Regions from separate parts of the Homo sapiens genome. Here all the other regions are linked to region 5. The links are chromatin contacts, found by Hi-C or POLR2A ChIA-PET in ENCODE. All regions are on one chromosome and are shown on one strand. The core of a region is the stretch at or near the end of the contact, and the rest is flanking DNA. Distances in the headings are between cores, read along the strand shown. Region 1 holds the start of ACTN3 (actinin alpha 3). Region 2 holds the start of CTSF (cathepsin F). Region 3 holds the start of C11orf86 (chromosome 11 open reading frame 86). Region 4 holds the start of RBM14 (RNA binding motif protein 14). Region 5 holds the start of TOP6BL (TOP6B like initiator of meiotic double strand breaks).

Region 1 (3,521 bases), core at 959-3,458, 200 kb before region 5:
TGTATATTATTTTAAAAATTAATTAAAAAAAATTTTTAGGGACAGAGTCTCGCTACATTACCCAGGCTGGAGTGTAGTGGTTGTTCACAGGTGTGATCATAGCACACTACAGCCTCAGTCTCAGCAAAAGCCTCTGCCTGGCATAAAATGTGTGTGTAGAGCCTGTACCTGGTGTAATTTTTTTTTCTAATTATAAATTGACAAATTCCAGTTGTATATACTTATGGGATACCAAGTGATGTTATGATTTATCAGTACAGCTTGGAATAAATCAAGCTAATTAGGATAGCCATTACCTCAAACACTCATATTTTTGTGATGAGAATTTACCACCTGTTTATTTATGTATTTATTTATTTGAGACGGAGGGAGTCTTGCTCTGTCACCCAGGCTGGAGTGCAGTGGCTCGATCTCGGCTCACTGCAACCTCCGCCTCCCAGGTTCAAACAATTCTCTTGCCTCAGCCTCCCCAGTAGCTGAGATTACAGGCACGTGCCGCCATGCCCGACTAATTTTTTTATATTTTTAGTAGAGACGGGGTTTCACCACGTTGGCTAGGCTGGTAAACTTCTGACCTTAAGTGATCCGCCGGCCTCGGCCTCCCAAAGTGCTGGGATTACAGATGTGAGCCAACGCACCCGGCCTAACCACCTATTTAATATTGAAACTTGCAACCCCTTTACCCTGCTCTACTTCTTGTTTCCAAACTACTATCACCTTCTAGCATTCTATATGATTTGCTTATTATTCCTCTAGTTTCTCATCTGCACCCCCCTCAAATCAGGAATTTGTTCTATTGTACCCTTCGTCCCTGTAACAAAACCTTGCACCTAGTAGGCTCCCAATAAGTATTTGCGAGTAAATAAATAACACTCAATTCTAGCTCTTCCATCCCAGGTTCTAAAAAAATGTCTGATTCTAACAACCTGGATCCTAATGTAACCCGGTTCTAACATCTCAGGTCTTGGGGCCCCTCCCCCCTGTCCAAGGCTCCCACTTCTCCCCGCCCGATCCCGCACCCCACTCACGCCCAGCCCTGGCCCAGACCGCGGCCGGCCAGCATCACGCCACGGATGCTGGGATCCGAGCGCAGGAAGAGCCCCACGTTGCCCAGCAGGTTGAGCAGCTGGAAGGCGGCCAGCGCCAGCTGCAAGGCCCGGGCCAGGGGTCCCAGCGGCGGCGGCCCGGGACCGAGCACCAGCACGTAAGCCAGCTCCAGGCCCACGGCCGCGGCCCACAGCGCGGTGAGCACGAGAGGCAGCTGCGCGGGCGCCCCGTCCGTGCTCCCAGCCGCCCAGGGCTGCCCCATGGCCTGGACACCCAGCTGTCGGAGCCGGAGGACTAGGCCGCTTCCGTATTGGGGCGGAGATAGCGGCAGACGGACGTCTGCTACGGCCAATAGAAGCTCGGAAGGGGGTGCGGCGAGCGCTCAGACTCTCAGGGAACGGCCGGCCCACGCGGCGAGTTGATCTGGCCAACGGACCAGCAGTGGAGGCGCTCGGAATCCCGCGGCGCTGGAGCCCGGATAACGCCGCGGAGTGATTGACCCGCCCACCCTGGAGGCTCCTCCCATCCCGTCGGAGCCCCGCCCGCTGGCGCGGGGGCCAGGAGTGCCCGGGGGATTGAGTTGCAGCCGGGGTGGTGTCGGGGTTTCCCGGCTCAGCACATTCTCCCCTACTCCCCACAGCCGCCCCGATATTAATAGCCCTGCCGCAGCCCATCCAGCTGGCTCAGAGCCGTTCCCCATGCCCGGGTGTCTCCATCACCCCAGAAAACATGCAAAACAGCTCGGCGCCTCTGTGTTCCTGACTGTGAAATGGGGATAGGGCTCTGTGTCCCACCAGCGAGGTGCTGGAAGAGGCTCACGAGGAGCTCCAGAGGGCAGCCTCTAGAGCGGCCCGCGGCCACTATTATTATCGGCCTTTCTATTGTGGAGAGGAGTAAACAGACTCAGAGAGGTCCCGTGGATTTCTCAAGGTCACACAGCGCCCCAGCAGCGGAGCAGGAATGCAAACCCAGGATCTCCGCCGCGAGATCCACCCCGGCGCCCCCGAGTCCCGCAGTTCCCGGCTTCAGGACAACCCCTTGCCAGGTCCAACCCGAGCTCCTTCACCCCCATCCGGCCCCTCCCTCCTCCCCCATATTTAGTGCGAATTCGATCTGGGGCTGGGCTGGGCCCTACTTAATGGGGCCCGGGTGTCCGAGAGCGTGCCGAGCGGAGCGAAGCCAGGAGCCCGATCGAGATGATGATGGTTATGCAGCCCGAGGGTCTGGGGGCCGGGGAGGGGCGCTTTGCGGGCGGCGGCGGGGGCGGCGAGTACATGGAACAGGAGGAGGACTGGGACCGCGACCTGCTGCTGGACCCGGCCTGGGAGAAGCAGCAGCGGAAAGTGAGTGCTCGCCCATTTCCTGACAGCAAAACCGAGGCCTGAGAGGCCGGGCTGTTTGTCCTGGGCATCTCAGCAGTGCAGGGGCAGAGCTTGTCTTTAACCTAGAGTGCTAATCCCCAGCCCAGGCTCTGCCCATCAGCTGCCTGCTGTCCCCAGGGCTGGAGGAGAGGGCTGGGAGCCCTCAAGAGGGGTTTAAAATGACAAGAGAGTTTCTGGGCTCCCCACCCCCACCAGGGTTCATTCCCCTGGGCCCACTGCCCCACTTCTGCTGCTGAAAACAGGCTGGGCAAACCCCAGGAGATCCAAGTTAGGGGGGGTTCAGAAAGAAGAATCTTCTTCTAGTTAAATATTCCCAGACCCCACCCTGAAGGCTTGCAGTCAGGCAACTAGTGGACTTGGGAGTGTGGGGGTAGTGAGAAGGGTCCTCTCAGACCCCACCCCACCTCGTCTCCAGGGTGGGGTCCATAGTCGCTGTATCTCATTTAACAATTGAAGAAACTGAAGCCCAGAAAGAGCACAGACAGGCCCCACATCACAGACTGTCAGACATCAGGACCCCCGCAACCTGAGGATCTTTACCCTTTTCCCTACCCCCATTCTTTCCCAAGATACCCCAGGCATGGGGCCCTGAGTCTGCTGAAAAGGCCATAGGTCGGGGAGGAGGGGAGACCTGGGTCCCCTTACGCTGTAACCTGACTCTCCAGCCAGATGGACACTTAGTGCTGAGGCAGCACCTCGGGGGCGCCAAAGAGGGGCACAGGGGCAGCTGCTACCCAGGCCCAGCCCGTTGGGCACTCAGGGCCCCTCCCTCCCTGAGCTATTTTCACTCCCAGACTTTCCCAAGTAGAGGGGGCAGGACACCTGGGTTCCCAAAGGGAAAATGATCCAGGCCAGAGGGAGAATACTTTGGAGAGTGGCAGGCCAGGGGTAACCAGGAGGGCACTATGAGGCCATTGGACCCTGCTCAGCGTGTGCCAACACTGTATGACTCCAGGAGAGGGCAGGGTACTGGGGTACTCAGTGGAATTTAAATGACCTGAGAGTCCCAGAATTTAGAATCAGAGTACTTCTGCTGGGTTAGATGACAGGAGATGACCCCAAGGGCCGAGAGGCTCCGCTGACTCGGCTGGG
Region 2 (3,604 bases), core at 1-2,500, 180 kb before region 5:
GAAACCCACTCCAGAGGGAAGGGAGAAGGGTGATGAGGCAGCGGCTGGCTCCTCAAGCTGAGGGCTCCTCAAGCTGAGGGCTCCTCACCTGGGACAGGGGATCCTCATTCAACAGGGAAATGACTGAGCTGAAAGTCTCGTTTCTGTTGTCTGGATGGTTTTGGGACAGAGAAGAAATCATGGCTGAGCCCTGAGTGAAGGCTGACTTGGGCTCCCCAGCACCTGGAACCTTGGTGTCCACTGGGCCACAGTCCTTCCGCAGCAGCACGTGTCTTCCGAGCTCATCCAGGACTTGGAAGCTGCAGAGCTGGAGGGAGAGGAAGAAGCTGCTCTGGGGGCCTGGATCTGGATCTGGGGAGCAAGATCTGGCCAAGATGGAGCTGGAGGCTCCTCAGATGAGAGCCACCCCTAAGGCAATCACCCCATCACAGTGGACAGTGAGGCACGGCCTGCACCGGGGCATCCTCCCCTTCATAGCATCTTGGTTTCCAGCCCTCGGGGCCTGGGAAGTGGCTCAAGGTGGGGCAGCAGCTACCTCAGATCCCTGCGTCTTGACCTGACCCGTCATCATCCAACTGCTGCTTTACTCGGCCTCGGGGCGGGGAACCCCAAGAGCCTCATCACTCACCAGGGTTTTCTTGGACACGGGGAGCCGGCACACCATGGGGTCGTTGCAGGGTGGCTCCTCCAGGGTGGCCTCCAGGGAGTACAGCGACCCCTGACCCGCCTGGAGAGAGGAGTAGGTGAGGCGGGCACAGTCGGCCCTTGACGGCGCCCAAGGCCCCGCCCGTGCGGCGCTGCCCATTCCCCATCACCAGAGATCGGTTCGTCCAGCGGGCAGGCCCCATCCCAATGTTAGGTCAAAGCTCCTATCCCTTGGACCCGGGCCTGGCGCCCCCGCCCCCGGCGCGTCCTCACCCGGCGGACGCGGCCGCGCACAAGGCCCAGCACGGCCCGCGTCCCCGCAGCCCGGCCGCGGTTGAACATCTCCAGCGCGAAGCGGGTGGGCGCCAGCAGCTCCGGGGACGGCGGCCCCCAGGCCTGAAAGCTGGCGGCTCGGGGCTGGGCGGGGGCGGCCACTGCGCCCGGGAGCAGCCCCAGCAGCGACAGGAGCTGCAGCCAGGGCGCCATGGCGAGGGCGAAGCCGGCGGCCCGGACCCAACAGACGCTCCACCGACCCACCGGGTACCGAGCCCGCGGCCAGCGGGGCCTGAGTCCTCCCTCCAGCGGGGCGACGGCACGCCGACCAATGGGCGCTGGTTTGCGGCGCCTGCGCGTTCTCTTGTTTACAGGAGGCACGTGGGGCGCGCAGGGTAGGGAGAGCGGGAGGCTGCTGGCCTGAGGCTAAAGCTAGTCACTGACCTCTATCACGTGCTTGTTATATGTTAGGCATGATATGCCAGCTCCTTTTATTCGGCGTAGCAATCTCTGAAGTAGGTGCTATCCCCATCGTACAGTGGAGGAAACGAGGCTTGGAGAGATTAAATGGCGTGGCCGGGCTCTGTGACTCAGCCCTGTAATCCCAGCACTTTAGGAGGCCAAAGCGGGTGGATCACCTGAGGTCAGGAGTTTGAGACCAGTCTGGCACACGTGGTGAAACCCTGTGTCTACTAAAAATACAAAAAAGAGCTGGGCGTGGTGGTGGGCGCCTGTAATCCCAGCTACTTGGGAGGCTGAGCCAGGAGAATCACTTGAACCCAGGAGGCAGAGGTTGCAGTGAGCTCAGATCGTGCCATTGCACTCCAGCCCAGGCGACAAGAGCAAAACTCCGTCTCAAAAAAGAGAGAGAGAGAAATATTAAGTGGCTTGCCAAATATCTGGTAAGGAATTGAGCTAAACTTAAATCCAGGCAGTTGGCTTCTGAGCCTGGGTTTGCAGCTTGATCGCCTCTTTCAGGCCCCTCTTCTCAACAGCGAGATGGCAGGTAATTTTTTGAGTGCTGGCAGCGTCTCAGGCTGTTGTGAGGTTCAAATGCAATCATGCAAGCATTCAGTAGCCACTAAGGCAGGGTGCACAGGGTTGAGACTGTCCCTTGAAGCATTCACCTGCTGTGTTCCAGGGTCTACCAAGGGAAAGCATGCACAGATGCATTACAGGAATAGTGCTGCGTTCTTGGAGCTCACAGTCTAGAGAGAAGAACGACAGATGGGCTGGGTGCAGTGTCTCACGCCTGTAATCCCAGCACTTTGGGAGGCCGAGGCGGGCAGATCACCTGAGCTCAGGAGTTCGAGACCAGTCTGGCCAACGAGGTGAAACCCCGTCACTACTAAAAATATTTTTAGGCCGGGCGCAGTGGCTCACGCCTGTAATCCCAGCACTTTGGGAGGCCAAGGTGGGCGGATCACGAGGTCAGGAGATGGAGACCATCCTGGACAACATGGTGAAACCCTGTCTCTACTAAAAATACAAAAAAATTAGCTGGGCATGGTGGCACGTGCCTGTAATCCCAGCTACTCAGGAGGCTGAGGCAGGAGAATCGCTTGAACCAGGGAGTCAGAGGTTGCAGTGAGCTGAGAGCGCACCATTGCACTCCAGCCTGGTAAGACAGTGAGACTCCATCTCAAAAAAAAAAAAAAATTGAAACTGCCTTTGCAAAATTATGACAGTAAGAGAAATCTGACATGGCTGACTGCATCTTGCTTTCTAGCCTCACAGGCTGGCTGTCTTCACTCATTCCTGGGCATGGGCCAAGGTAACTTTTGGATAAATTTAGCTTATACTTTAAATTAGAATACGCCTTCCTGAAAACTAAACCACCCTTGTAAAACTAATGAAAGGCCACCAAGTTAGGAGGATGAGAGGGGCCTGAATTCTACTAAGATGTAGGCATAGTTAAAGGATTACCAGCCATTGTTCTGGAAGTCACAAGATTTGCAACTTTGCCAGTTACTCCTGTAATTAACATCACTATCATGGAATGTAAGACTGATCTTTTGAGCTATCTCTTCCAGGCTTTTGCATTTGTGACTATGGAATGGCCCCACACTGACGTGTGACTCCACCAGTCCTGTGACCCCTACCCAGAAGCAGACTCAGTGCAGGAGGGCCATTTTCCACACTACTATGATTTCATTCCCAAGCAATCAGTAGCACCCATATCCTAGCCGCCTGCCTACCAAACTATCTTTGAAAAACCCCGACCTCCAAGCCTTCAGTGAGACTGATTGAGTAATAACCCTGTCTCCTGTGTGGCATGGCAGGTCTTGTGTCAGTTAAACTCGTTCTTTTCTGCAATGCTATGGTCTCTGAATTGATTTTGTTTGTGCAGTAGGCAGGAAGAACCCATCTGGGAATTACAAGATCATCTAGTTCAAACCAGAATTGCTACAGCAGCAGAGGTCTAGAGAGACAAAGTGACATTCCAGCTACTCAGACATTAGTGCTGGAGCCAGAGTGGAGCCATCTCAATGCTTCCAGTTGCCAGCTGAGGTCTGAGAGGAGAGGATCTGAGGGATTGCAGCAGATACTAATCTTTCCTTGATTATGCTCTTCCCTCTGTAAATTAAAAATAAAATTCTAATCCCCTCCAACCATCTGAATGGACCCTTCCTCCCAGTCAAAGACATTCCAACGTTAACCTCAACAATGATAATAGTTCAGGCCA
Region 3 (3,673 bases), core at 730-3,229, 230 kb after region 5:
CAGTCTCAGGTATTTCTTATTTTTATTATTATTATTTTTTGAGACAGATTCTCTCTCTGTTGCCCAGGCTGGGGTGCAGTGGCGCAATCTTAGCTCACTACAACCTCCGCCTCCTGGGTTCAAGCGATTCTCCTGCCTCAGCCTCCCGAGTAGCTGGGATTACAGTTGCCCACCACTACACCTGGATAATTTTTTGTTTTGTTTTGTTTTGTTTTGAGACGGAGTCTTGCTCTGTTGCCCAGGCTGGAGTGCAGTGGCACGATCTCGGCTCACTGCAACCTCTGCCTCCTGGGTTCAAGCAATTCTCCTGCCTCAGCCTCCCGAGTAGCTGGGATTACAGGCACACGCCACCATGCCTGCCTAATCTTTGTATTTTTTCAGTAGAGACGGGGTTTCACCATGTTGGCCAGGCTGGTCTCAAACTCCTGACCTTGTGATCCACCTGCCTCAGCCTCCCAAAGTGCTGGGATTACAGTTGTGAGCCACTGCAACCTGGCCTAATTTTTGTATTTTTAGTAGAGAAGGGGTTTCACCATATTGGCCAGGCTGGTCTTGAACTTCTGACCTCAAGTGATCTACCCGCCTCAGCCTCCCAAAGTGCTAGGATTACAGGCATGAGCCACTGCTCCCAGCCTCAGGTCTTTCTTTATAGCAGCAGGAGAACGGACAAATACAACCACCAACTCACTTTGTTCGAGGGCTTGCTGTGTGCCAAGCCCTGTGGACCACATTTAATACGCACAACAATTACCCAAGTTATTTGTCCCTCTTACGAATGAAGGAGAAAAATGTGCCCAAGGTCACAAGGCTGCAAGGAATGAAGCTACAGTTTACCCAGAGGCAGTTGGTCCTCAGAGCTTGAGTGCTCAAGGATAGTGCTGTGCTGCTGGGACATTAGGGGCAGCGCTGGGCCTGGAAAAAATCCAGGCCTCCTGACTCCTAGCCTGGAGCCGTCCTGTTTCCTTCTGTTTCTTAAAAAAAAAAAAAAAAAAAAAGAAATTCTCCAGTATTGTATAACACATATACCATAAAGTTTACCATTTCAACCATTGTTGTGCAACCAATCTCTGGAACTCTTCATCTTATGAAATCTGAAAATTTACAGCCATTAAATTCTTCATTCCTCCCTCCCCCAGTGCCTGGCAACGGCCATCCTCCTTGCTGTCTTTGTGAATGTGATTGTTCTAGCTTGGAGCCATACTGATGCTTTTTTGAAAAATATATTTCTTTTTGAGACGCAGTCTTGCTCTGTCACCCAGGTTGGGTGCAGTGGCACAATCTCGGCTCACTGCAACCTCCGCCTTCTGGGTTCAAGTGATTCTCCTGCCTCAGCCTCCTGAGTAGCTGGGATTACAGGCGCCCGCCACCATGCCCAGCTAATTTTTTGTATTTTTAGTAGAGACGGGGTTTTACCATGTTGGCAAGGCTGGTCTGGAACTCCTGATCTCAGGCAATCTGCCTGCCTCGGCCTCTCAAAGTGCTAGGATTACAGGCGTGAGCCACCGGGCCTGGCCCAATTCTTAAAAGGCTGTCTCTGTTTGGTTGTTAAGCCATGGTGCTCAGTGTCAATGGATGCCGGGGCCATAGAGATTCAGAGGAGAACAAACTCTTCAGGGATGAGGTAGTCAGGGAAGCTGCCTAGAGGAGAAGGAGGAGAAGGAGGAGGGGGGAGGGAGAGGGGAGGGGAAGGAAGGGGGAGGGGAGGGGAGAAGGAGGGGGGAGGATGGGGGAGGAGGGAGGGGGGAGAGGAGGGGAGGGGGAGGGGAGGGGGAGGGGGGAAGGATAGGTGAAGGAGGGAGTGGCAATTTCCTCCCCTTGGCCTTCACTCCTTGACCCAGAAGGTGGGGAGGCAGTGGTGAGGTGACTCAGGGATGCTTGGCCCTGTGGCCTGCCCTTTGATTTATGAAAGCCACCTTGGCAGCACCAACCTTTGCCCCCAGTGATCTCTTGTCAGATGGGTGGAGGCACTGGGCCACCTCAGAGGGCCAGTGTCTTGCTGAGGGGCCGGAGCAGTCCTGTGCCTGCAGCCTCCGGAGCCATGGGAACAGGGCTGCGAAGTCAGTCCTTGCGAGAGCCCCGACCCTCCTATGGAAAGCTGCAGGAGCCCTGGGGGAGGCCCCAGGAGGGCCAACTCCGCAGGGCGCTAAGCCTCAGACAGGGGCAAGAGAAGTCCAGGTCCCAGGGCCTCGAGAGAGGCACAGAAGGGCCAGATGCCACTGCCCAGGAGCGGGTGCCGGGGAGCCTGGGGGACACAGAGCAGCTGATCCAAGCCCAGCGAAGAGGCAGCCGGTGGTGGCTGAGGCGGTACCAACAGGTATGGCTGTGGGCTGAAGGATGGAGGGTACCACAGCAGGTGGGCAGGGATTCCAGGGCAGGAAAGGTTCAGAGACAGAGCCAGCCCAGGCTGTGTACCAAGATGACAACCGAGCTGCCTGGAGATGAGGGTGCAGAGAGAGACACCCCAGAGCCACGTTTCAGAGGGCCCTGAAGGCATTTGGGATTTATCCCACAGGCACTGGGGAGCCACTGAAGGTTTTAGAGGAGGAGGGTGATATGGTAAGCGCTGTTTTTAGCTGATTGATAGTATGCTGGATGGGGGAATAGAGCAGGAGGCAAGGAGATCAGCCAGTGCAACTTCCTGGGAAGTACACTGTGTGACCCTCTCACCCCAGAGAAAAAGGGGAGATCTGGACCCCTTTGTGGGGGGCTGCAGGCTCCCTCCTCTAAGAGACAGGGTCTCCAATGAGCAGTGCTTCTCTACCTGGGGTCTACCCCCACCTCGTGGCTATGGGTGGAACAACATCTAAGCCCACCACTCAGCCCATGGGACCTCCCCCACCTCTGTCTTCCAGCAGGTAAGAAGAAGGTGGGAGAGCTTTGTCGCCATCTTCCCCAGCGTGACTCTGAGTCAGCCGGCCTCCCCGTAGCCCACACTGGGCACCATCAGCTAAAGATGCTGGAAGCCATCGTGGCCCCCTTGCTGTGCCTGGACCAGCCCACCGTGTCTGCTGACCTACCTCTTCACAGCTCTCTGGACTTTGGCTGGGTGGCCCTAGGAGGCTTCTGCCACCAGCTCACTGGAGTCGCCACGTGGCTGCCACTCTTAGCTCTGGCCCTTCCACTCCAGCACTAGCTCTCTTTGAAGATCCCAGCAGGGTCAAAAAGAAGGGGGCTCAGCTGTCTGCCCTCTGGGCTTGGGTAGGGGCCTTGGACTATGATTCTATGAAGGTTTAGAAGAAGCCTGCCCGGAATGGGGGCTGTGGACGCTCCTGCCCCACACGACCAGCTGTCAACTTCCAGGACGGAGCTTGATGAAGCCAGACCCATGGCCGAGAGGCTCACGGACGTTGCCTGGTCACTGGGCCATGACCCAACTGCCCTTCTTGTCAGTTGCTGATGGTGGGCCAGGGCGCAGGTCTCCCTCCCAGATGGTGAGCCCTCTGGGGCAAGGACCACAGCTGGGTGGCCCTCCTGGCTGAGCACTCTGTGCTGAAAACCTTTGAACCTCACGGTGTCCTGATGAAGGAAGCAGAGGAAGTCTTCCTCCCTGTGTGACAGAGGGGGAAACTGAGGCCCAGAGTGGGGAAGGGATTTCTTGGTTTTGACATCTCCGACCCCACCCCACCCCATCCAGTGTCCAGCACTGGAGTCGAACACAGTAATAAAGATGCTG
Region 4 (3,949 bases), core at 1,042-3,541, 130 kb before region 5:
ATAAAATGGCTATCCTTACTGGGTAGCTAGGGGTTTGCTGATATCCTGTTCTGGGAATACTGCCAGCAGTTTGGATTTCAGGAGATACCAGAGTAGTGCCCCTTTTCTTTCTTTCTTTCTTTCTTTTTTTTTTTTTTTTTGAGACGGAGTCTCGCTCTGTCGCCCAGCCTGGAGTGCAGTGGCGCGATCTCGGCTCACTGCAAGCTCCAACTCCCGGGTTCACGCCATTCTCCTGCCTCAGCCTCCCTAGTAGCTGGGACTACAGGCCCCCGCCACCATGCCCGGCTAATTTTTTGTATTTTAGTAGAGACGGGGTTTCACCGTGTTAGCCAGGATGGTCTCCATCTCCTGACCTCATGATCCGCCCGCCTCAGCCTCCCAAAGTGCTGGGATTACAGGCGTGAGCCACCTCGCCTGGCCCAAGCACATGCCATTTCAATGGCCTTGTGCTACACAACTCCCACCCTCCTATTCTGCTCTCTGTTCCAGGTTCTGGCCATATTGGGCTCTTTTTTTTTTTTTTTTTTGGAGACAGAGTCCTGCTCTGTTGGCCAGGATGGAGTGTGGTGGCGTGATCTCAGCCCACTGCAACCTCCACCTCCTGGGTTCAAGTGATTTTAATGCCTCAGCCTCCTGAGTAGCTGGGATTACAGGTGCCAGTCATCATGCATGGCTAATGTTTTGTTTTCAATTAGCAATAATTGCGCCTCGGATAAACCTCATTGGCTATGATACTGCCACTGCGCAAAGCTAATGTTTTGTAGTTTTAGTAGAGACAGGGTTTTACCATGTTGGTCAGACTGGTCTCGAACTCTTGACCTCAGGTGATCCGCCCGCCTCAGCCTCCCAAAGTGCTGGGATTACAGGCGTGAGCCACCGGGCCTGGCCCATACTGGCTCTTGACTCTTCCTTGAACCAGATTTGCTTCTGCCCCAGCACTCTTTGACTTGTACTTTCTGGCCGGCATGATCTTCCCTCAGAGGATGGCTTAGTTCCCTTGATTACTCCAAGTCCTCATCACCATCTAACACGCTTATGTTTTACTTATTTCTTGCCTGTTTCTCCCCACCATAAGATCCAAGAAGGTTGGGATTTCTGTCATTTTTTTTTGTTCACTGCTATATTCTTGGTGGTGTCCACATGGTAGGTGCTATTTGTTGACTGAACACGTAGGCAAATATTTCCCTGAGTTTGTCACATGTCTATGTTTTTGATGTTGTCTGCCATGCAACAATCTTATTTACATACTCAAATCTGTTTAAAAAAATTTTTGAGACGGAATCTCACTGTCGCCCATGCTGGAGTGCAGTGGCGTGATCTTGGCTCACTGCAACCTCCGCCTTCCGGGTTCAAGTGATTCTCCTGCCTCAGCCTCCCAAGTAGCTGGGATTACAGGCGCGCACCACCACACCCGGCTAATTTTGTATTTTTAGTAGAGACGGGGTTTCACCATTTTGGCCAGGCTGGTCCTGAACTCCTGACCTCCGGTGATCTGCTTGCCTTGGTCTCCCAAAGTGCTGGAATTACAGGCGTGAGCCACCGCTCCCGGACTAAAATTTTTTTTAAGGCTCAACTTTTGCTTCCTGCAGAATTAATTTTCTCGTTTATTAAACTGTTTATTATGAAAACCTTCAACATACAATAACGTCATTCCATTATTTCTTGACTGGGAATTCCATCAGGGCAGAGGCCTTTGATTTTTCACCGGCTGCCAGGACCTCAGCAACCCCAGGGAATGTTTCCAAAGAATCAATTAATGGCACGAGGGCTTCTCCGGGGCCTGCCTCAGGTCCCCTCGCGGTGCTCAGCACAGTCCTGGGAGCCGTTTGCCGACTCAAGGCGCCTGTCCTGGTTTCTCCCGCCAGGCCCGGCCTTCCCCCGTACACTCACGCGGCAACCCCCAGGCGCGGGTTTGGACAGGGCTTCCAGAATGGGAGGAGCCCTGACTTCCAATTGTACAAAGTTTTCCTGGGAGCCCGCCGGTCCCAGCCCCACCCGGGCCAGAGACCGCCTTACAGACTAGGCCTCTCTGCCGCCGGCGCCGCTCGCGCGCGTTCTCCTCTCTTCAGCCCTCCCTCTTCTTCCCAACCCCCTCTCCCGCCACGGGCTGTGGCGGTTGGTCGTCCCTTTCCCACCCCCTCAGCTAACGAGCGGGCTCTAGGCCCTCTGGGATTGGCTGTGCCTGAGCACATCTTCCCTCAGCGTTTCTGATTGGTCGCTGGACGCGCGGGATGCGAGTCCCCATTGGCTAGGCCAGGGCGCCTGCGCGGCGGGGTTCTCGGTCGCCAGCCATTCCTGAGGAGGACTGCCGGTCGTTCGGACGTCTTGCCTGTCGCTGGAGGAGAGGTCCGGGCTCTCCAGGAAGGTGGCTGCGGCGACAAAATGAAGATATTCGTGGGCAACGTCGACGGGGCGGATACGACTCCGGAGGAGCTGGCAGCCCTCTTTGCGCCCTACGGCACGGTCATGAGCTGCGCCGTCATGAAACAGTTCGCCTTCGTGCACATGCGCGAGAACGCGGGCGCGCTGCGCGCCATCGAAGCCCTGCACGGCCACGAGCTGCGGCCGGGGCGCGCGCTCGTGGTGGAGATGTCGCGCCCAAGGCCTCTTAATACTTGGAAGATTTTCGTGGGCAATGTGTCGGCTGCATGCACGAGCCAGGAACTGCGCAGCCTCTTCGAGCGCCGCGGACGCGTCATCGAGTGTGACGTGGTGAAAGGTAACGCGGAGGCGCGCTCGGGGGCGGGGGCGCGCTCGGGGCACTCTGCCTGTTAGCCACGCCCCTTACCCGGGGGTCGGTCACTGCGCGGTTGGGAGGGGTGGGGAAGTGCGCGGGAGCAGGTCGGAGGTGTTGGGGGCGCGTTGGGTAGAGCCACCCTCCTCCCCTGCGGTCCAGGAACCGTCCACCAAGTAGGAGGAAGCGGCTCTGGGTGGGTGCGGCGGCCACTGCGAGCCAAGCTACGGGGCCGGGGACGCGCCTGAGAGCCTTGCGAGTGTTCCGGGGGCGCGCCTTCTCCTGGTCTCCTGGGCCTGGCACCCAGCGGAAATTGGGAAGTGACGGGCACAAGCCGGATCATGAAGCGGGGAAGATTTCTCCACTTCCCCACTTCCTCTCCAGACGTCGGTCAGAGCAAGGGAAGAGGGAAAAGGTGGGGGCTGACGCCCCAAGGCCGCCCTCCTGTTCCCTCCCGATGAATGTGCTCAAGCGGAAGGTAACGGGGCCCTTGGACGTTTCTCGGGCTGGGGTCTTTTAGTCTTGTCTGGCATGGGTCTACTCATGGGCACAGTTACACGTGGGTACGAGAGGGGCCCCTTCCGAATCACTTTGGCCTTTCAATATTAGGTAGGTTAGGCGTGGCAGCTCTGTGCTTTTCTCCTCCCTCAAACTTGGGGTTTTTCTTTGGGCTCGATTTTACATCTGTCAACTGGAAACCCCAGCCTTTTGCATGTGCAAGAAAGCTTGTTTTATGAAGTCCCCTTCTGCGTAGTCTTTACATGCCAAGCCAGTGCCCTAGGGCAGTGTCATTCTTTTATAAGCTTGGTGACTTTGCAGGGGGGCATACTCTGGCTGAGGGGGTCCTGGGGAGGGGTCTGTGAGAGCTCTTCATTAAACAGTGGCTAAACACGGTTTACTGAATCAGTAGTAGTCATTGCTTGAGTAGTCTGATTCTCAGGGCAGATCCCGGTGCCTTTTCTTCGAGAAAAATGTGTCACCATAATTTAAGCCTGACTAGGGACCCAGTTGACTTTTTCATAGCTTGAGTTTTTATCCCTTAAGCTCTTTATCTTTTACATTGGCAAGATTTGGTGGGACAGCCGTTGTGTATGTGGCCAGTCTCTGCTCCACTTGGGAACAGATCAGAGTTAACTTTGCCCTGTCATTTTGGAAGATGCAGCCTGGGAGTATCTGATGCCCTACTCCTGGTGGGTTCATACCTGCTCATACCCT
Region 5 (4,001 bases), core at 960-3,459:
AATGCCATTCTCAAGGTGGAGCATTTTCTGCTGGGCCAACACTCACAATGATAATTTTTTTTTTTTTTTAGACAGAGTCTCACTCTGTCAGCCGGGCTAGAGTGCAGTGGTGTGATGTCAGCTCACTGCAACCTCCACCTCCCGGGTTCAAGCAATTCTCCTGCCTCAGCCTCCCAGGTAGCTGGGACTACAGGCACATGCCAACACGCCTGGCTAATTTTTGTATTTTTAGTAGAGGTGGGGTTTCACCATGTTGGCTGGGCTGGTCTCGAACTCCTGACCTCAAATGATCCACCCACCTGGGCCTCCCAAAGTGTTGGGATTACAGGCGTGAGCCACTGCGCCCGGCCACGATGGGAAATATTTTAAAGAACCATCCTCAATACCTTGGTTTCTCACCCATAAAATAGTGACGATAACAATTTTCTTACAAGATAGTTGAGAGGATGACATCATTTATGTAAAGAGCTAGTGGGGTCCGACAACAAGCAGTCATTCAATGTTACTGGTCCCTTCCCCTTGGCAACTCCTCTTCTGAAAAAGGACAAGAGACTGGGGGTGGGGATGGGGAGCTCTGCGGGGGGTGTGGGGGGAATGAAAGGAAGACTCCAATGATTCCTCAAATGCCAGCTGTTTATCAAGTTTGATGGTTACGATGGATTTTCCAGAAATAAAAGCTACCTTGCTCCAATAGGTCTACCTGTGAGCAACTGAGATGGGGAGGAATGGGGAGGAGCGCTGAGCATAGACTCGAGAAGGGTATGATTCAGGTCTCGATAGACAATGTTCTTTGGAGTAGCACCAAGGTTGTGTACTGGGCAGGCACTCTGCCAGCTCGCCAGCCTGTTCTGTCCAATCCTGGCGTCTTGGAGCTGGGGTGGAAGAATTTTTCCTGAAGGAAAGCAGCCAACACCCTGTCCCACCCTTCTCCTTGGGCAACTCTTTGCCAGGCAGGAATCTCTCATCAGGGTTTTCTTTTGGCTGTCAGATCACCAGCAGTTATAGGCTTAAGCCCCTGTCACCATGCCCCTCCCGGAACCTGGCAGAGAGCAGCAGCTGGGACTCTGCAGGACCTCCTTATTCCAGCCAGGAATGCACTTGGAAAACCCCAGAGCTTCTCCTGTCAGCCAGAGCCCAGAAAAGCCAGCTCCTGGTCTTGGCACATTCAGTGCAGTCAAACGTGGAAAGGGGCCTGGATAGGGAGGGGTCGACTCCCAGGTCCCACCTTTGCGGGGGAAGCTGGTCCCCCTGGATTAGGCTGGGAGATGCTTGGGGCTGGTTGTAAGGTAAAAGACGGGGGGTCGTTTTTTCTTTTTTTGAGACAGAGTTTCGCTCTTTTTGCCCAGGTTGGAGTGCAATGACGCGATCTCGGCTCACTGCAACCTCCGCCTCCCAGGTTCAAGCAATTATCCTGCCTCAGCCTCCCGAGTAGCTGGGATTACAGGCGCCCGCCACCACGCCCGGCTAATTTTTGTATTTTCAGTAGAGACGGGGTTTCACCATGTTGGCCAGGCTGGTCTCGAACTCCTGACCTCAGGTGATCCACTCGCTTCGGCCTCCAAAAGTGCTGGGATGACGGGCGTGAGCCACTGCGCCCGGCCCAGGGCGTCGTTTTTAATTTCAGATTAGTAATTTTTTAGTATATGTCCCAAAAATTGCCGAGATATGTGTATGGTTATAAAAAAAATTCGCTGTCTATATGAAATTCAATTTTAATTGGCCGTCTTTTTCTTTGCTAAGTCTGGGACCCAGGGCTTGGCCTGGGGCAGCCCCCGCCGCAGACAAGGCTGTTGGAGGGGTCACGAACCCGCTTGGTAGCCCCGCGCCGTTACCGTCGCCCCTCCCGGCCGAGGGAAGGGTCCTGGAAAGCGCGAAGGGCGGCCAAAGCCCGGATTAGGGCCAAGGGCCGCATCTCGCCGCCACCGTGGGAAACTATCTTTGAGAGGAGGGAGGAGTCGTGGCCTGGCCTCATTCCCGCTCACCTCCAGCCTTGGCCGCCTCTCGCGGGCTCTTCCCCGCCCCGAACCTCCCACCTGCGGGCCCACTGGCACCCGCGGCGCTCAGAGGCTCTAGGTGGCTCCCGGCGGCGGTTCGCGGTCTCGGGGCCCTGCAGCGTCGAGTGCGCAGGCGCGGCGGGCAGGTGGGCGGGGCGTGCGCGGGCGCAGGCGCGCGCGCGGGAAGGGATGGGCTCGCGCTGCCGGGCGTGGGCGTGGACTCGGGCGTGGGCACTGGCGGAGTTCCAAGCCCGGGCTGAGGAGGGGGCGGCGGCGGCGGCGGCGGCGGCGGGCGGGTACCCTTCGACTGGGCGTTGCCGCTGTTCCCTGCGCGGCATGGAGGGGACGGCCGTGGCCGTGTTCGAGGTGATGCTGGGAAGGGAGAGAAAGCGGAGGACACTTTCTGAGGAGACGGGCTTTGTGAGGAGACCGCGAAGTTTGGGCAGAGGGGTCGGGCGTCGCCTAAGGTGAAGGAGGAAGGTTCGGGAATCGAGGCCCGTCTCCCACGGGGAAGCGAGGAAGTAGGAGCAGATGAGGGCTCTCGCTCGCGGGGTACTCTGTGGGGGAACGACGCCCTCTCTCCAGCCTACGGCTCAGAAAGCTGCGGCGTTTGCCGAGCACCGGCGGACACCCAGGGGCAGAGCCTGACGCAGCCTCGGAGGTGCCTGCCGGAGCCCAGCGCCTTCCATGCACCGGGTGCTGGGAGGGGGCGCGGAAAGAAGGAAAGGAATGGGGCAAGCCCTGGCGTTGCGGGGCGGGGTGGGGGGAGTCGGGGCGCCAGGACAGAGGCAAGGAGGGACCCAGTGCAGACTGGGAGCGAGGGAGAGTTTTTTTAGGCCCCGGTGCAGGTGCAGGTTTCTGGGTTCGAAGCAGCTGGACGTGGAAGGGCGAGGTTCAGAGGCCACACCTGTGCTCGGGGAGCTGCTCTGGAAGACGGCACTGAGCGCCTGGCGCCGGCCACGCCCCGTGTGCTCATTTCATTACCCACTTTCACGGCCGGTGCCCAATGGGACGTTGAGCTGCTGTTTGTGAGGGGTACTGGGCAGGTGACAGAAGCACAGGCTCTGAGGGCACCTGAGAGAGTACCCCCGGGCGTCCTGCCTGTTTGTTGTCATCAAAGAAGGCGGCGGGATTCCATTTTACAAATAACCGAACCTAGGCTAGAACCCAGGGCGCTGACTCATAGGCCAGTGTTCTTTTCCCAACTGCGCTGTCATACCGACATGAGAATATCTTTAGGGTTTGTTTGTTTGTTTGTTTGTTTGTTTGTTTTTTGAGACGGAGTCTCGCTCTTTCGCCCAGGCTGGAGTGCAGTGGCGTGATCCCGGCTCACCGCAGTCTCCGCCTCTCGGGTTCAAGGGATTCTCCTGTCTCAGCCTCCCGAGTAGCTGGGATTACAGGCGCACGCCGCTACACCTGGCTCATTTTTGTATTTGTAGTAGAGACAGGTTTTCACCATGTTGGCCAGGCTGGTCTTGAACTTCTGACCTCAAGTGATCTGCCCGCCTCCGCCTCCCAAAGTGCTGGGACCGGCGTGAGCCACCGTGCCCGGCCCGATATGGGAATATCGTAACAGAGGACGTGTGAAGGAATAGTTAGACTCTACACGTACCTGGAAACCATTCTTGTTAACTGGTACAAATGAGGATCTTAGTTCCCAGATCTCCCTGCCTTTAAAAAGGGGGTAATAATTTTCCTTGTGTTGCCTCCCTGTAAAAGTGAGAATCTGTTTGCATGAATAATAATGGGAGTTGGCCGGGCGCGGTGGGTAGCCTGTATTCTCAGCACTTTGGGAGACCGAGGCGGGCAGATCACTTGAGATCAGGAGTTCAAGACCAGCCTGGCTAACATGAGGAAACTCCGTCTCTGAAAAAAATACAAAAATTAGCGGTGGCTCACGCCTGTAATCCCAGCACTTTGGGAGGCCGAGGCAGGCGGATCACCTGAGGTCGGGAGTTCAAGACCAGCCTGATCAAAATGGAGAAACTCCGTCACTACTAAAAATAC

Evidence for each region. A loop is a pair of places that touch in the nucleus more often than their neighbours do. ChIA-PET counts read pairs that join two places held with the same protein, here RNA polymerase II (POLR2A). Pooled maps may share reads with other maps.
Region 1: a map of CD8-positive, alpha-beta T cell shows a loop between it and region 5 (2.0-fold over the local background). The contact joins the promoter of ACTN3 here to the promoter of TOP6BL in region 5. A Hi-C loop is called at or near these places in 3 of 168 maps with a recorded cell type or tissue (CD8-positive, alpha-beta T cell and naive thymus-derived CD4-positive, alpha-beta T cell), 2 of 37 single-sample maps with no recorded cell type and 10 of 50 pooled maps. POLR2A ChIA-PET finds 5 or more read pairs at or near these places in 5 of 52 experiments (GM12878, H1, MCF 10A and 2 more).
Region 2: a pooled map shows a loop between it and region 5 (10-fold over the local background). The contact joins the promoter of CTSF here to the promoter of TOP6BL in region 5. A Hi-C loop is called at or near these places in 5 of 50 pooled maps. POLR2A ChIA-PET finds 5 or more read pairs at or near these places in 2 of 52 experiments (T-cell and WTC11).
Region 3: a pooled map shows a loop between it and region 5 (3-fold over the local background). The contact joins the promoter of C11orf86 here to the promoter of TOP6BL in region 5. A Hi-C loop is called at or near these places in 3 of 50 pooled maps. POLR2A ChIA-PET finds 5 or more read pairs at or near these places in 2 of 52 experiments (H1 and activated T-cell).
Region 4: a map of naive thymus-derived CD4-positive, alpha-beta T cell shows a loop between it and region 5 (17-fold over the local background). The contact joins the promoter of RBM14 here to the promoter of TOP6BL in region 5. A Hi-C loop is called at or near these places in 3 of 168 maps with a recorded cell type or tissue (CD4-positive, alpha-beta memory T cell, dorsolateral prefrontal cortex and naive thymus-derived CD4-positive, alpha-beta T cell), 1 of 37 single-sample maps with no recorded cell type and 10 of 50 pooled maps. POLR2A ChIA-PET finds 5 or more read pairs at or near these places in 6 of 52 experiments (B cell, GM10248, H1 and 3 more).

What each region holds. Positions count from the first base shown.
Region 1 is chr11:66,544,695-66,548,215 of GRCh38, forward strand. It overlaps ACTN3 (actinin alpha 3), which reads left to right and starts at 2,209. Exons shown (of 21, transcript NM_001104.4): 1 at 2,209-2,390. The coding sequence starts at 2,244. ZDHHC24 (zDHHC palmitoyltransferase 24) reads right to left here and starts at 1,354. Exons shown (of 3, transcript NM_207340.3): 1 at 1,029-1,354. The coding sequence starts at 1,309. RefSeq lists enhancers at 519-628, 1,777-1,836, 1,907-1,956 and silencers at 1,107-1,346, 1,527-1,656.
Region 2 is chr11:66,567,356-66,570,959 of GRCh38, forward strand. It overlaps CTSF (cathepsin F), which reads right to left and starts at 1,251. Exons shown (of 13, transcript NM_003793.4): 1 at 919-1,251; 2 at 629-727; 3 at 89-307. The coding sequence starts at 1,131. RefSeq lists silencers at 1,300-1,369, 2,743-3,037.
Region 3 is chr11:66,973,325-66,976,997 of GRCh38, forward strand. C11orf86 (chromosome 11 open reading frame 86) reads left to right here and starts at 1,980. Exons shown (of 2, transcript NM_001353554.2): 1 at 1,980-2,314; 2 at 2,853-3,673. The coding sequence starts at 2,039. The coding sequence ends at 2,927. RefSeq lists an enhancer at 2,661-3,164.
Region 4 is chr11:66,614,339-66,618,287 of GRCh38, forward strand. It overlaps RBM14 (RNA binding motif protein 14), which reads left to right and starts at 2,292. Exons shown (of 3, transcript NM_006328.4): 1 at 2,292-2,719. The coding sequence starts at 2,383. RBM14-RBM4 (RBM14-RBM4 readthrough) reads left to right here and starts at 2,292. Exons shown (of 2, transcript NM_001198846.2): 1 at 2,292-2,719. The coding sequence starts at 2,383. It also overlaps the pseudogene RNU4-39P. RefSeq lists enhancers at 1,768-1,877, 2,242-3,175, 2,308-2,537.
Region 5 is chr11:66,742,560-66,746,560 of GRCh38, forward strand. TOP6BL (TOP6B like initiator of meiotic double strand breaks) reads left to right here and starts at 2,210. Exons shown (of 15, transcript NM_001302084.2): 1 at 2,210-2,360. It also overlaps a transcript of SPTBN2 not described here. RefSeq lists enhancers at 1,437-1,937, 2,429-2,538, 2,979-3,068 and silencers at 1,899-2,288, 2,699-2,798.